Regions from separate parts of the Homo sapiens genome. Here regions 1 and 2 are each linked to region 3. Evidence: chromatin contacts called from ENCODE Hi-C or POLR2A ChIA-PET data. All regions are on one chromosome and are shown on one strand. The core of a region is the stretch at or near the end of the contact, and the rest is flanking DNA. Distances in the headings are between cores, read along the strand shown.

Evidence for each region. A loop is a pair of places that touch in the nucleus more often than their neighbours do. ChIA-PET counts read pairs that join two places held with the same protein, here RNA polymerase II (POLR2A). Pooled maps may share reads with other maps.
Region 1: a pooled map shows a loop between it and region 3 (4-fold over the local background). The contact joins two enhancer-like sites. A Hi-C loop is called at or near these places in 1 of 168 maps with a recorded cell type or tissue (CD14-positive monocyte), 11 of 37 single-sample maps with no recorded cell type and 14 of 50 pooled maps. POLR2A ChIA-PET finds 5 or more read pairs at or near these places in 12 of 52 experiments (AG04449, BJ, PC-3 and 8 more).
Region 2: a loop to region 3 is called in a pooled map, with 7 times the contacts of the local background. The contact joins two enhancer-like sites. A Hi-C loop is called at or near these places in 1 of 168 maps with a recorded cell type or tissue (CD14-positive monocyte), 17 of 37 single-sample maps with no recorded cell type and 16 of 50 pooled maps. POLR2A ChIA-PET finds 5 or more read pairs at or near these places in 7 of 52 experiments (AG04449, WTC11, activated B cell and 3 more).

Annotation. Positions count from the first base shown.
Region 1 is chr7:92,640,318-92,645,228 of GRCh38, reverse strand. All of the region lies in intron 5 of CDK6 (cyclin dependent kinase 6), which reads left to right. LOC112268009 (a long non-coding RNA gene) reads left to right here. Exons shown (of 2, transcript XR_002956577.2): 1 at 1-2,968; 2 at 3,102-4,911. Among named protein-coding and RNA genes, the nearest start is that of FAM133B, 52 kb to the right of the region's middle. RefSeq lists an enhancer at 3,089-3,138. Within about 2 kb of position 2,893, at least 9 of the 41 ENCODE cell types and tissues checked have a DNase peak (open chromatin) inside an H3K27ac peak, as active enhancers do; they include CD14-positive monocyte, where a contact is called at or near this core.
Region 2 is chr7:92,618,987-92,623,369 of GRCh38, reverse strand. CDK6 (cyclin dependent kinase 6) reads left to right here. Exons shown (of 8, transcript NM_001145306.2): 6 at 284-334. Among named protein-coding and RNA genes, the nearest start is that of FAM133B, 31 kb to the right of the region's middle. Within about 2 kb of position 2,154, at least 5 of the 41 ENCODE cell types and tissues checked have a DNase peak (open chromatin) inside an H3K27ac peak, as active enhancers do; they include CD14-positive monocyte, where a contact is called at or near this core.
Region 3 is chr7:92,730,606-92,734,874 of GRCh38, reverse strand. The region is part of intron 3 of CDK6 (cyclin dependent kinase 6); the gene reads left to right. Among named protein-coding and RNA genes, the nearest start is that of CDK6-AS1, 100 kb to the left of the region's middle. Within about 2 kb of position 3,019, at least 5 of the 41 ENCODE cell types and tissues checked have a DNase peak (open chromatin) inside an H3K27ac peak, as active enhancers do; they include CD14-positive monocyte, where a contact is called at or near this core.

The DNA.
Region 1 (4,911 bases), core at 1,644-4,143, 90 kb after region 3:
TTATCCTAAAAGCCTGGGAGCTGTAATACGGCTTAAAAACTGATGAGAGCTGAGTGAAAACACCATAGACTCCAAACCAAATTAACCAGAAGGTTCATCCCAAAGAGACCCGCTTTTATATTCGCACCTGGGGTGTGTACTTTTCCTTCTGCCACTCAAGAGCTTTTGCGTGTGGGGGTGAACAATTTGCTTTCCATGCCAAACCCGATGAAATGGGATTTGTCTTCCCTCTCAGACAGGTGGCCAAGCTGTAACAGAGAGGGCTCTGCCTGGCTGCTTGCCTCTTTGGACATGCAGCACTGTCAGTGCAGCGCCAGGCCCCATATCTGACCCTGTGGCCTCACAATCTGGAGGCCCACATTGGCAGCCTGGGGTGGTGACAGCTTCGGTCAGTTGTTGTGGAGTTCCACTGGCAGACAAAGAAGAGTAGGCGAGTGTGCTGATCCAGGTTCCTTCTGTATGATAGAAGAAACCTCTAAGGTCCTGGTAATGTGTGAACCAGTGGAATACCTGCTCCAATAATTAAAGTATGAGCTTTCCTTCCTCTTTTTCAGGGTGGACCAGGCCTTGGGAAAGGAATTTTGGCCTTCCCAGACTGTACACATTACTTAATGTGTCCTTCTACACTTATTACATGCATCAGGAGCAGATTTCACAAGCCTTCTTCCTATGAGACTAGGTTAGTCACTAGGGTTAATTATTCAGTAGTTAAAGGAAATATTGTGATGGAGGGAAAAATAGATTTCCAGAAGCCAGGGAGTAGAGGGCCTCAGAACATCAAATTGCTCCATGAAGAGAGTACACAGCCATTTTTATTTCAGTCTTTGAACATGAGATAGTAATCGTGATTTGAATTCTCTAAACCTCAAAAATATTCCCTTCTTAGCTGTAAATAGCCACTTGTCCCAACCCCATATATCCATGGGGAGCTTCTGTTCTCCCAGAGAAAATGCAGTTAATTATAGCAAAGAAAGGGACCCTAGGTCTCCCCTTCCTGCCTTAAGAGTAATCTCCAGTATCTCTACTCATGAGATAATAAAATGTATCATTTTCAGAAATTTGAAGAAGGTAGGTCAGGACTCACCAGTGCTGTTTCAAAAGCCTTTTGGTTGTGAGTGCCACATCTGACCACTGCACAGATAGCACTGAGAAAGAAAATTGGACCCAGTTCTCTGCTTTTGCCTTCCATTCTCCCTGTAAGGGTCCACGTGAACAGCAAGTTTGGCCTGGTTTCCTTAGGTCCCTCTGGGCCCATTTCTTTTCTTTCATCATCTTTCCTAAAGCTGATATGACAATTCCATGGGGAAGAAACAAATAGTACACTTGGATGAACTTTGCGAAACACAAAGACCTTTCCTCTTATCCCTGATTCTAAAGGGATTTTTCTGTATTTAATAAGTAAATAAATGAGAACAGTTTTAGACTGAATAGTAAGTGTCCCATTTATATCATATTTGTGATGTTTTGAACAGGGTGAAGGAAACCATTCGTGATAAAGCACATGGATTAAAAATCGTGGTTGACTTGTTTAACAGAACCCAAGTCATAAAGCTCCCTTGAAGAGTACTCAAAAATTCTAGCTACAACCAAAGATGAAAAGAAAGTGAATAGACCTCAGCAGGCCTGCCTCCTCTGTTTCATCCTTTAGGTTAAATGTCACCTCCTTAAAGAGGCTTTTTCTATTATTCTCCACCAGCATATCTTATTTTCTTCATAACACTTACCACTTATTTAATGATTTTCTTTCTCCCTAAACTGTAAGCCTCACAAGGGCAGGGACCACGTCAGTCTTATTTCTGTGTTCCCTACACTCAGCATAGTGATAAGCACATCACAGACTCCAAATGTGCTGAATGAGTGAATGAGCTGCTGAAGCGTGCTATAATGGCAAACCTGTTCCAAGTTCTTCATGGACTTACAGACTCCTCTGGATCACCTCTTTCTTTTCTTAGAACCAACTGAAGAATACTACTTGGTCTCAACATCAGGCTTACCAGTGTTATTCCCATTAGTTCATTTGTATTTTTTAAAACCCGGGATTTGGCCGGGCGTGGTGGCTCAAGCCTGTAATCCCAACACTTTGGGAGGCCAAGGCAAGCAGATCACTTGAGTCCAGGAGTTCGAGACCATCCTGGGCAACATGGCCAAACCCTGTCTCTACAAAAAATTAGTCAGGTGTGGTGGTACATGCCTATAGTCCCAGCTACCTTGGAGGCTGAAGTGGGAGGATCACCTGAGCTCAGGAGGTCAAGGCTGCATTGAGCTGTGATCACACAACTGTATTCCAGCTTTGGTGACAGAGGTAGACCCTGTCTCAAAAAAAAAAAAAAAAATTCTTTTTTCAGCCTGAGTCTCAAGTCCACTAGCAGTTCCGTAGTCATAGCCAAACGATGCGATGTAGTGAAGTGGTCATGAGAGCCAGCTTTGGAGCATCTAGTTGTCTCTATCACTTCTTAGCTCAATGATGATGAGTTATCATTAACCATCCCTCAACCTCAGTTTCCTCAATTGTAAAATGAGGATATTAATATATATCCCCCACATAGCATTGATCTGAGGTTAAACAGTATGTATAAAGCACTTCACTTTTGTCTTTTTGCATTGTACATGTTCAGTGAAACTTAGCCACTGAACTTCCTGTTCATAATGTTAAATTACCTTGGTGTATCACTTTTCTAGAACAGGATAAAGGATGGCTTCTTCTCAGAGGTAACAGAAGACATTAGAAGAATTCAGAATCAAAAAAGTCCAAGGACCTGGAGTACTGGGATTCTAGACAGAACCTCAAGCGTGGGGTACACAGCATGAACTGAGGTCACAGTGGGCTGGGCGGCATGGCCAAATGACTCAATAGTGAAGTGATGACTAATCATTGTAGTGCTCCTTATATCTCTCCCCCTATATCCCACCACAGTCACCACAAAGGCCAGAGCTGGTCCTAGAGTCTGGCAAAAGGCTGAGCATGAAAGTGAGTTTAAGGAAACCCATCTAATAAGATTAAAGAAACTATGCAGGGCTCTGGGGTCAAGGCGTGGGGTCAGCTGACTCCTCCACAAGGAGGAGTTGGGGGCTCCTACTTGGTCTTCCCTTGTTTTCCATAGTTCCTCACAGAATCCAGAGGGCAGTCCCCAAGGCTCTCAGAGTCTTACTCTGAGCCACAGGAAGAAGTACCTTACGCCAGCTCACAGGGGAACTCCAAACAGTCAGCAGGAAGAAACTCAGTCACTCAGATGAAAATGATGGTGTCTCACCATTCTTCTATGCAGTTTTCTAAGGGGCAAGACAGAGACATTTGGCTGTGAGACATTAATTAATCGAACAGAATGTACTTTAACTGTTACCTTTCTTATCTAAGGCTGTGTGGCCGGCTCACTGGTTTTAGTCAAGTAAAGAGCAATGACTTATGCATTTAATGATCTCACTAGACATAATTTCCTTTCATATTGGTTTGTAAGACAGGTGCTATCCTCTCCCATCTCAGGTGGAGCTCAGAAGGCCCATTTGTTCTAATATTCCTGAACCATGTAGGATCAGCAATCTGGACTGTTTTTTAAAAATCTTATAAAAATCTGTATAATGTATGCATCTTATGTAAGATTATTTTTTAAATAGTATGTATTATGTTCTTTCATTTAACAAAAATATACATGGTTGTTGTAGAGCTTTTAAAATACGAGTAAAGAGTATAAGTCTATAGTATCTTGTTATACCAGAAAGTAAGAAAATGCTCAAAAAATATGGGAACATACCAGAAAGGCACAGAATTTAGCTTGAAGGAGCCACTGGACAAATATAAAACAATTTGGGCATCAAAATACATAATTATAGTAAAGGATTATAACCTCCTGAATAAAATTAAAATCCATGAGTCCATGCTGATATAAATAAAGTGGGAGAAAAGAGAGCTTTGTCTTACAGTAGACTGACAATCAATAATAACAGAGTGAATGATGGAGTTAGAAAATCATCAATGGATGATGCTAAAACTACTGAGTGGAAATTTCATCAAGAGATTTACGTAGTGTCAAAATGGCTCTTTACAAGATACTTACTTTAAAAATAAAAATAGGAAAAGAAAGAGGAAAGAAAAATAAACCATAAACCAGTGACCAAGAGATGACCATTACTAATGGTTTAATAGTTATCTTTCAACTGTTTTTCCTATGCATTATAACATTTTAATTTTCTTGTAAAATTAGATCATGCTTTTTTGTAATCTGCTTTTCTTATATAAAAATATATCTGGATCTTATTTATTTGTATTTAAATATTCCCTGGTACATAGTAGGCATGTAGTAAATATTGGTTGAGTGAATGAAATTTGCAAGACTTTAAGGAAAGCTGTGATGCACATTGGTGTAAGTAAAGTTTTTTTCATTCTCATGATTATTCCTTTAGGACTAACTCCCGGAAGTGGAATAGTGATACAAAGCATATTCAAAACCCTGAGCCCTTTGATACGTGGAGCCAAATTGCCCTCCAGAAAGATTTTTCTACTTTATTTTCCCTCCAGGGGTGTATTAAATGAATGTCATTCAATACATTTTTAAGGAGGAAGATTGGGATTAAATGTGTGTGAAATACCCAGAGTAGACCCAGAAGTCGTCAGTCAGAAAGTAATAGTCATCCAAATTCTTTTCCCTGTATCTGTAGGTTAGATTCTGTCAGGACCAAAAGCTGGGATTAGTAAGAGTTGTCAAAGCCTTCAGTCATAGAAAATGGAGTTTTTGTTGATACGGGAAGCTCCAAGTTGGGATAGACTCTTATTTTCATTAAGCCAGTCATATACCGTATAATGTGCTATACCATCCTTCTTTTGTATCTATTGAAAAATCCTATCAGCTGCACTGGACCTGAAGTCTACTATGTCAAAGTAAATGATAAAGAGAAAAACCTGGTTCCTGTTTATGA
Region 2 (4,383 bases), core at 905-3,404, 110 kb after region 3:
CTGAATTTGACGGTAGCACTGTTGTAAGAATGACTGCAAACAGAATGCCCGTGATTGTAAAACATGGAATTCATCTACCACCAGGTATTCATGAGAGATCCTAACCCATACATGAAATGCAGGGAAAACCTTCACTTACCAAAGGAAAAATGTCTCAATTTTTTTTACTTCTTCCCAACCCATAAAGAATATTTTGCTTCCTGTGAAACAATGATAATGGCAAATATGATTGAAATGTAATCTGAGAACATTTCTTATTTAAAATGTATCTTTATTCTTTTAGGCCTCTTTTTCGTGGAAGTTCAGATGTTGATCAACTAGGAAAAATCTTGGAGTAAGTAATAATTATAATTTTACACCAGTGTCCATAGCATTAAAACATTTACAGTGACTTTCCTCTGACATGCATATCATGTGTTTATCTCTTGTCTTTCTTACTTCAAGCAGCTGCTGCAGACAGTGTTACTATTTGTGTGGTGAGTGGAGACATGGTAGAAGTGCCGTTTTATGCAGAGCCCTAACTGCTCTGCTCTGGAAGCTTGTATGTTGCTTGTGTGGATCTTTTTGCTGCTCCTCTTTCTTCGTGTGGCTGAGCTCCAGTTCTTTTAGTTCAAATACATTTTCTGCTTGTGGTCATTTCAAAAGCACCCACCATCAGAGATGGGATGCCTGGTGACCAAGTACCCATCCTTGTCCAGTGAGCTTCCTGTCCCCACTGAGTATCCTTGGTCACCCAGGTTGGTTCTGCGTTGTTTTGTTTTGTTTTCCTGGGCGAAGGATGGTATGCTACACATCTCATTTTTCTTTGGAGCACCAAAATAGAAAATGAGAACCCTAAGTCTTTGGCAAAATAACTCTGCAACTTTGAGAAAGTCATTTAAAACACCTCGTGAAGGGCTTACACAGTGCCTGGCACATAGTAAGCACTTTAAAAAGTTATCTATTACTGTTACTATTAGAGTTCATCATTAATTATTTAACCTTTTATTTCCTTAACTTCATCTGAGAAATGAAACTCTGACTTAAATTCTCTATAAGATCCTTTCTTGTGCTCAAATTCTTTGGTTTCAGTTACATCGCTCCTTGATGATTTACATAGTTTCATTCATGTCTGCATGTTCATGCATGTATGCATTCATGTTTCTAGAATGTAACTGGGGCACTTCTTCTGACAAAGCATGCAGTGTGGCATCCTTTTTTGGTTTTTTGTGTTTGAAAGGCCCATCCAAATTGGAGTGGAGTAGGAAAAAAGTGGGAGTTCTAGACCAAAAATAGCCCTGATCTTTGGTCTGTGACATTTTATAGGAATCCCAGTGATTTTTATGAAATTCGAAGTCTGTAAGACTGAAAAAAAAAAAAAAACCACCCCTAAAGAACAGATTTTCATATCAGCACTGTCTACTCAAGCGTGACTGCTTAAAACAGTTAATAAAACTGGAACCTGATTTTGTTCTTTTAGTGACTAGAAGCAGCTAGACTTCTGTTAATGCCAGTGCTACTGCTGAGTCAGAACATAGTAGCTTTAAGGCCTGAATAACATTTGCTAGTTTTTTATGCCTGGGGGCTTCCTGGGTCCAGGGCAGGTGATGCTACTGCTCCTACTACTGACCACTCTGTACAGTGGATAAATTCAACACAAAGCCTTCATGTTACCCCTGCTTCTGAATGGCAAGTTATTTAATCACTCGATGAACTCCCATCTATTTTTCCCCATGACTGTTGAATATATTTTGTGTGCATGTGATCATAAAGAGGAAACTAGGGAAAGCAGACATACTGATGACCTTCTGTTAAAAGGAAAGAGAATCTTGACTAAAGTCAGCTTGCCAGGACTTGAAAGCCATCACCTTCTTTCCCTTATTTATACTACCTGACAGTTGTGTCTACCTCCAGCACTGATGTCTGCAATCTTGTTAACATTGTTAGTGCCCCCTTAGTACATGAGGCCAGTGAAATGGACCAGAAGGAACATTTGACCGGCATGTTTGACCTGCTTCCAAAGAAAAGCCAGTTCTGCTTTTGGCAAAGTCCTGACAATCGTAGGTTGCCAACAGCAAAGAAGCTGTAGAGTTCTATGGTTTGTGCCTTTAGATTTTACTTTGTGGTTTCTGGCATTGTGTCATCAAAATTATGTTCTGTTTCCTCTGAATGCATTACCTTGCCAGAGAAAAGGGACAATGCTGCACCCTAGCGTCACTGCTGAAGTACTTGAAAAAATATTTCTGTCTCCTCCATCACTGCCATTTATAGATTTTGTGCCCTGTTGGGCTTGCCAATATAAATGTCAACTTTTAAGGCTTATATTCAGCAGTCCAAATAGTGGAATTAAGTGCAAGCATTTTTAATGGACCTATCAGAATTTCACAACACATATTTGGGCCATAAAAGTTCATTCTGGACATGAAACCAAATTTTTTTTAAGGAAAGCCATATTCACATACTCTTTTTTATTTTTTTCTTTGGAGACAAGGTCTTGCCCTGTTGTCCAGGCTGGAGTACAGTGGTGCGATCTTGGCTCACTGAAGCCTTGGCCTTCCGAGCTCAAGTAATCCTCCTATCTAAGCCTCCCAAGTAGCTGGGACTACAGGCACAGGGCACCACAACCAGCTAATTTTTATATTTTTTATAGAGATGGAGTTTCACCATGTTGCCCAGGCTGGTCTTGAACTCCTGGGGTCAAGTGGTCCACTTGCCTCGGCCTTCCAAACTGCTGGGATTACAGCCACCCCACCTGGTCCATGTTCACATACTCTTAAAGGGAAAAACATTTCTGTGTTTAGGAAGATTTAAGCCTTCAAGTAATAGCAAGTATTAAAAGTGAAACAATAGTTTTAGCCTGTGACATCTTAGAGCATTTTTAAGAATGATGTCATAGCTAAATGGAAATAAAATATTGGAATAGAGAGAACGGAACTCACTCTGGACTCTGTGACTGAGCTTGCTATCTGTGACTTTGGCAGTTCATTTTATTCCTCATTCTCAATTTCCCCATCTATAAAATGAGACTAATAACACCTGACTTACATGTCTTAGGAAATTATTACAGGAATCAGAGGAGGTGATAGACTTAAAGTTTTATATATATAGTTATGTGTTTGTTTAAAATTTTATATAAAATTATATAAAGTTATTTGTATATGTACACACATACAAACAGAGATGTGCTGTTCCTCTGAAGGCTTTTGGCATTCAGTTGATCATATACTTGCAAGATGTAATTAGATGTAGATACATTCAAAGCCACAAATAAAAAAGATTTTAAATATTTCTAGGAGTTATTAATATAATCAATTTCTAGCTGACTGGTGAATATACACAAAAATATTGATACACATAGACCTGACAACTAAAAAGGAATGAAAGGAAATTTTTAAAGCTCTCTAACAAGCATTTTTCATTCCCTCCTCTGCCCTGTCCCATTGTATCCAGACACTTACACGTGCATTTCTTTTCATAATTAATAGTGGTATTTTTGGTTTTTTTCTTTTTACTTCTATTGTAGGCTGTACTATTGAACAAATCTATATATTGCTCATTGTCATTTCTATTTATTGCTTCTAGTAAATATGTCCATGAATCTGTCTTTGCCTCAATAATGTAGCTCTCTCAGTATGCCTGATAGAGGCCGAATTACAGTGTCTTCCCCAGACACCCAGGCAGAGAAGCCATGATGACAGGGTTATCTTCCCAGCTGAAGTCTATGGCCTGGGCTCCGTGTAGGTGAGGGAAGGGGAAATGAAGTGCTACAGATCTTGAGACCTGTACCACATCTTCCTGAAATCTGGAAGTACATTCATAAGAACACCTCTTCCTGGGCCTTAGTCCCAACAAGTAGAGGCCAAGCAGAAGACCCTAATGTGGGCCAGCACAATTTCTAACTGTAGTTAAAATTATTTGTTCCAGTATTTGAATAGCTATGTACCCCGTCCACTAAACTATGATTTTATTTTTGGTTCAGAGTTATACAGTCTGTGTGAGAAAGAAGTCCCTGCATCCTCTGATTTTCTCTGTTCAAACCTACTTACGACCTATATGTAAACTATAAATAATATCTATACAATGTATAAGTTATGTAAGTCCATTGACCCATTAATTTTTTAAAGAATCTTAAGTTATACATAGATACAAGCAGTTCATATTTTAAGTGTGGTAGTGATGTATTTCCTATGCATCTTGTATTAATAACATTTTCTAATTATAATAATAGTAGGCAGTGTATTGATTGATAATTGACTGTGTGTGATGTATATCAGGTGCTGTGCTTTGTACTTTAAATTATAAATTTATATATTACTATAAATTCAAATAAAGTATAACTGATCCTCATTACAACTGTAAGTTATTATCATTGTATACATAAAGACACTAAGGGTCATAGATGTT
Region 3 (4,269 bases), core at 1,770-4,269:
GTGTCAGTGTTCATTATAGTCATGGGAGTTTTATATTTCTAAAATAATGAGCCCAAAGTCTCAACACATATGAACATGTTTTAATGGCTAAAAGGTACGAATACTGATTTATATGCCATGCCTCTTTTGTCCCTATCCCGTAATCCAAACCTGCTCTTTCTGATTCCCCTGGAGTTTTATCGCATTCCTCCTAAAAGGAGTCAGTGAGTTCTTTTTAAGCTAATGGCCTTCATAGATTTCATGGTCATTTTTAGTTTTGTTTGGGCCCTCACTTCTTTATGAAAACTCATTGAGCATTTATTGACACCCATTAGTACAATGTGGTGGGAGGCCAATAAATCTAGAGGAAGAGCAATTTAAGCAGGACCCTGCCAGGAGTTGGGGCCATGGGGCAGTAAATGAGTAAAGATGGCAGAAATCCACAGAGTACCAGGAGGCAGGGCCAGAGAGCTAGGTGGGCTTTGGCTGAGGGGGCTGAAGCAGGAGAATTATCTGATAGGATCAGGTTTACACTTTTAAGGGTTCAGTCTAGACAGAGAGTACAAGATGGATTTGAGGACTGAGATCAGTGGGGAAAGGCTAGGTAATGGTATATGTGAGGAAGGAGAAGGCGGACCAGACCCGCTATAGTGGGAGCCTCAGAGGTGTAGGAATTGTATTTAAAAAGACACGACTTTACTGAGGAGCCCAGAACAAGACTTGAGTAAATGAAGAAAAGGAAAGACTCAATATTGTAAAGGTATCTGTTATCCCCAAATCAATTTATCAATTTTTAAAAATCATTGAAAATACTAAAAGGATTTTTGGAAGGTGTGGGCACTCAATAAAATGATTCTGAAGTCAGTTCATAATCATAACATATAAGAATATCCAAGAATGCCAGACACGATGGTGCACACCTGTAGTCCCAGCTACTTGGCAGGCTGAGGTGGGAAAATAACTTGAGGCCAGGAATTTGAGGCCAACCTGGGTAACATAGACCAGCCTCTAAAAATAAATAAATACATATTTTTATTTTCAAAAAATATTCAGGAATGTTTTATAAAGAGTGGAAAGAGAAAACTTTCCCTGCAGATGTTAAAATTTACTCTAAATATTTAATAATTAAAGGAGAGAGGTACTCTAAACAGAGCCAGAAACAAAGAGCAAAAGTCCAGAAAATAACTTCAAGTAATTTAGAACATGAGAAATAGTGGCATTTAAAATTGGTGGGTAATTTAATGACTGCTTAAACCCTTTTGCTAATCATAGAATATAAATAAAAATAGAAAAATATAGAACCATTAAAAATTAAGCTGTAGATCTACATTGCCAATAGATCTACATGCAAATGAGTTCAGTATACAGCATGATGTGAAAAAGACAGTTACAAAATTGTATGCATTCGCATTCCATTTAGAAAACAGAGACTAACCATCTGCATGAGTATTATGTAGATGGCAAAAATGGGATGAGGTTAAAGAAGTCAAAGTTCTGAAGCTAATATTAGCTGGGCATCCTAGTGATGTTGGAGTCCTGCAGGAAGACGTTGAGTGTGGGGTAAACAGGATGAGCCATGGTTCCTGGGGAATATAGAGAGTTGACAGTAAATGATAGTGATGGCAAAGGCGATATTATAAACATTAATGGAAGGAGGTACACACCTCAAAGAGAAAAGGATAACCACCTGAAAGGGATGATTGCCAACAGGAAAAGAATGTTGGTACAGGCCCCATTGGGTCTGTACCTCACCCTGGGGTGAATCATGGTGGCTATAAATGAAAGATAATGTTCATAACATATTTAAGTTAATATAATTTTAATTAAGTTAGATTTGTTAGAATAATTTTCAGCTGCAAATTACAGAACACTCAATGAAAAGTGGATCCAGATAAGGGCATTATTATATACATAACTACAAGGCTGGAGGCAGACAGCCCTAAAGTTGATGCAGCTATTCATTGATGTCATCAAAGACCCAGACTCTTTCCCTGTTTACACTCTGGCCTTTTATGTGTACAGATGATGTTTCAAGATGGTTGCTACAGCTCGGTAGCATTCAGTATAAGACGTGGGTGAGGAATGGGAGATGAGGAAGTACAGCAGAGAGCATTCTACTGTGCACCTCTTATCAAGGAGGAAAATGCTTCCTGAAACTCTCTAGCCAATTTGCCCATACAGGACTGGGTGTCATGTTCATCCCTGGATCAATTCCTAGCAAAAGGAAATGTGATTGCCTTCATTGGCCTGGACCAGGTCTTCATGGCTGACAACCAGCAGTATCTTCTATATCACACAAATAATTATCTGTTCTACTCTTGTGGAAAACCAGCTCCTCTAAGCATTACCTCATTTGAAGAGGAAGGAAGTACAGAGTGAGGGGAAAATTCTCAAAAGAGGGAATTGAGAGGAAGAATGTGGAAAGATAAGAAAGTATTTTGTCCAATTGCAGCCATTAGAAAGCTTATTAAAATTTCTTCTTCTGTTTTTGAGAGCTGTCGCCCAGGCTGGGGTGCAGTGGTGCAATCACGGCTCACTGCAGCCTCAACCTCCCAGGCTCAAGTGATCTTCCCACCTAGGCCTCCCGAGTAGCTGGGTCCACAGGCATGAGCCACCATGCCCAACTAATTTTTTGTTTTTTGTAGAGACAGGGTCTCCCTGTGTTGTCCAGGCTGGTCTCAAACTCCTGGTCTCAAGTGATCCTCCCACCTCAGCCACCCAAAGTGCTAGGATTACAGGTGTGGGCCACCACACCTGGCCTAAAATTTCATTATAGAAAAGTGTGTGTTGAAATGGGGAAATATTCACAGCACATTGTAAAATGTTTTTAAAAGCCTCACAAAACAATGTGTATAGAATGATAGCCACTTGGGTCATTACCCAACAACCTAGGAACTTGGGCTTCATGTTTTCTTACTTCTTTACCCAGTGCTGATTTTTATCTCCTGCTCTGAAGAAATTATGTTTAGCATTGCATATTTGCAGTTTCAGTTCCTGATGATTTTCCACAGTGGGTTAAAAATAGCCATTATGATGAGGTAATGATTTATTCTTTCATGTTGTTCATTTAAGTCATTACATTGTTCCTCAAACACCAACATTTTCAGGCTTGGTGGAAATGACTTATTATCTTTTTTTTTTTTATTTCCAGTTAGTTGAGACTGATTCTTTACCTTCTCAGCATTATCATCACTTCCAGGAATGAATAAAAAGTGGGTTCTGTTCTCATTTCAGAATACATATTTGATTATTAAAATTTACATGCAATGCCACTTTATTACACTTTTATCCAGTTGCCTAGAAGCAGTAAAAATTAGAAGCCAGTGTTTCCATTTAGGGCCCATGCCTTTGTTTCTCCTGAGGGGCCTCGAGGTGATGTGTGCCTGACTCATCATGCACAGTGGCAAAGAGACGGGTACTATGGCATTGCTGGACTATGCTTTGCTGTGGAACAAAGCTCATGTGTGACTCTTTTAGCTTGCCAGTTAATGGCTTGCTTTGAATTCACCCATTACAACTTTCCAGGTGATATGGAAGTTTTAAGGAATCCTCTTGAACCCTCCTCTTGGTTTCTCAGAATTTGTTTGTCTTGTTCTTTGTGATTTTGGATGAAGCATTCTTTGGGTCCTCCTGAGGACCACAGTGAGAAGTAGGGGAGACCTGTTTATAAACAGCCTTTGAAGCTCATTGTTCATTGCTCATTGCAAATTGATCAATGAAAGCACACGGGAACCCTGTCAGGTTTTGAAATAGAGTAGAAGCTGTATACATACAGCAAGCTTGATGTGGGGACCTGCAGTGTAGATTCTCCCAGAATGCAGACAAAAGTGGGTGGAATCTCCAAGGAGTGAATCAAGCCACTTGGCTAACGCTTTAGGACCTTAACACGATGCTGTTAGTCACTATTTCATTGCTTAGGTAGCAACAATATACCACATTTTATGGGAGAACCATGGTTTTAAAACATTCTGGGAATAGATCCAGCAATTCCACTTCTGAGTATATATCCAAAAAAATTGAAAGCAGAGTCACAAAGAGATCATTCTACACCTGTGTTCATAGCAGCAATATTCACAGCAGCCAAAAAGTGGAAACTACTGAGGTGCCCATCTATGGATCACCAGATAAACAAAATGTCATATATACATACAATGGAATATTATTTAACCTTAAAGAGGAAGGAAATTATGATACACACCACAACATGAATGAACCTTAAAGGAACTATGTTAACTGAGGCGAGCCACTCACAAAAAGACAAATCCAGTGTGATTCCACATGTATGAGGTA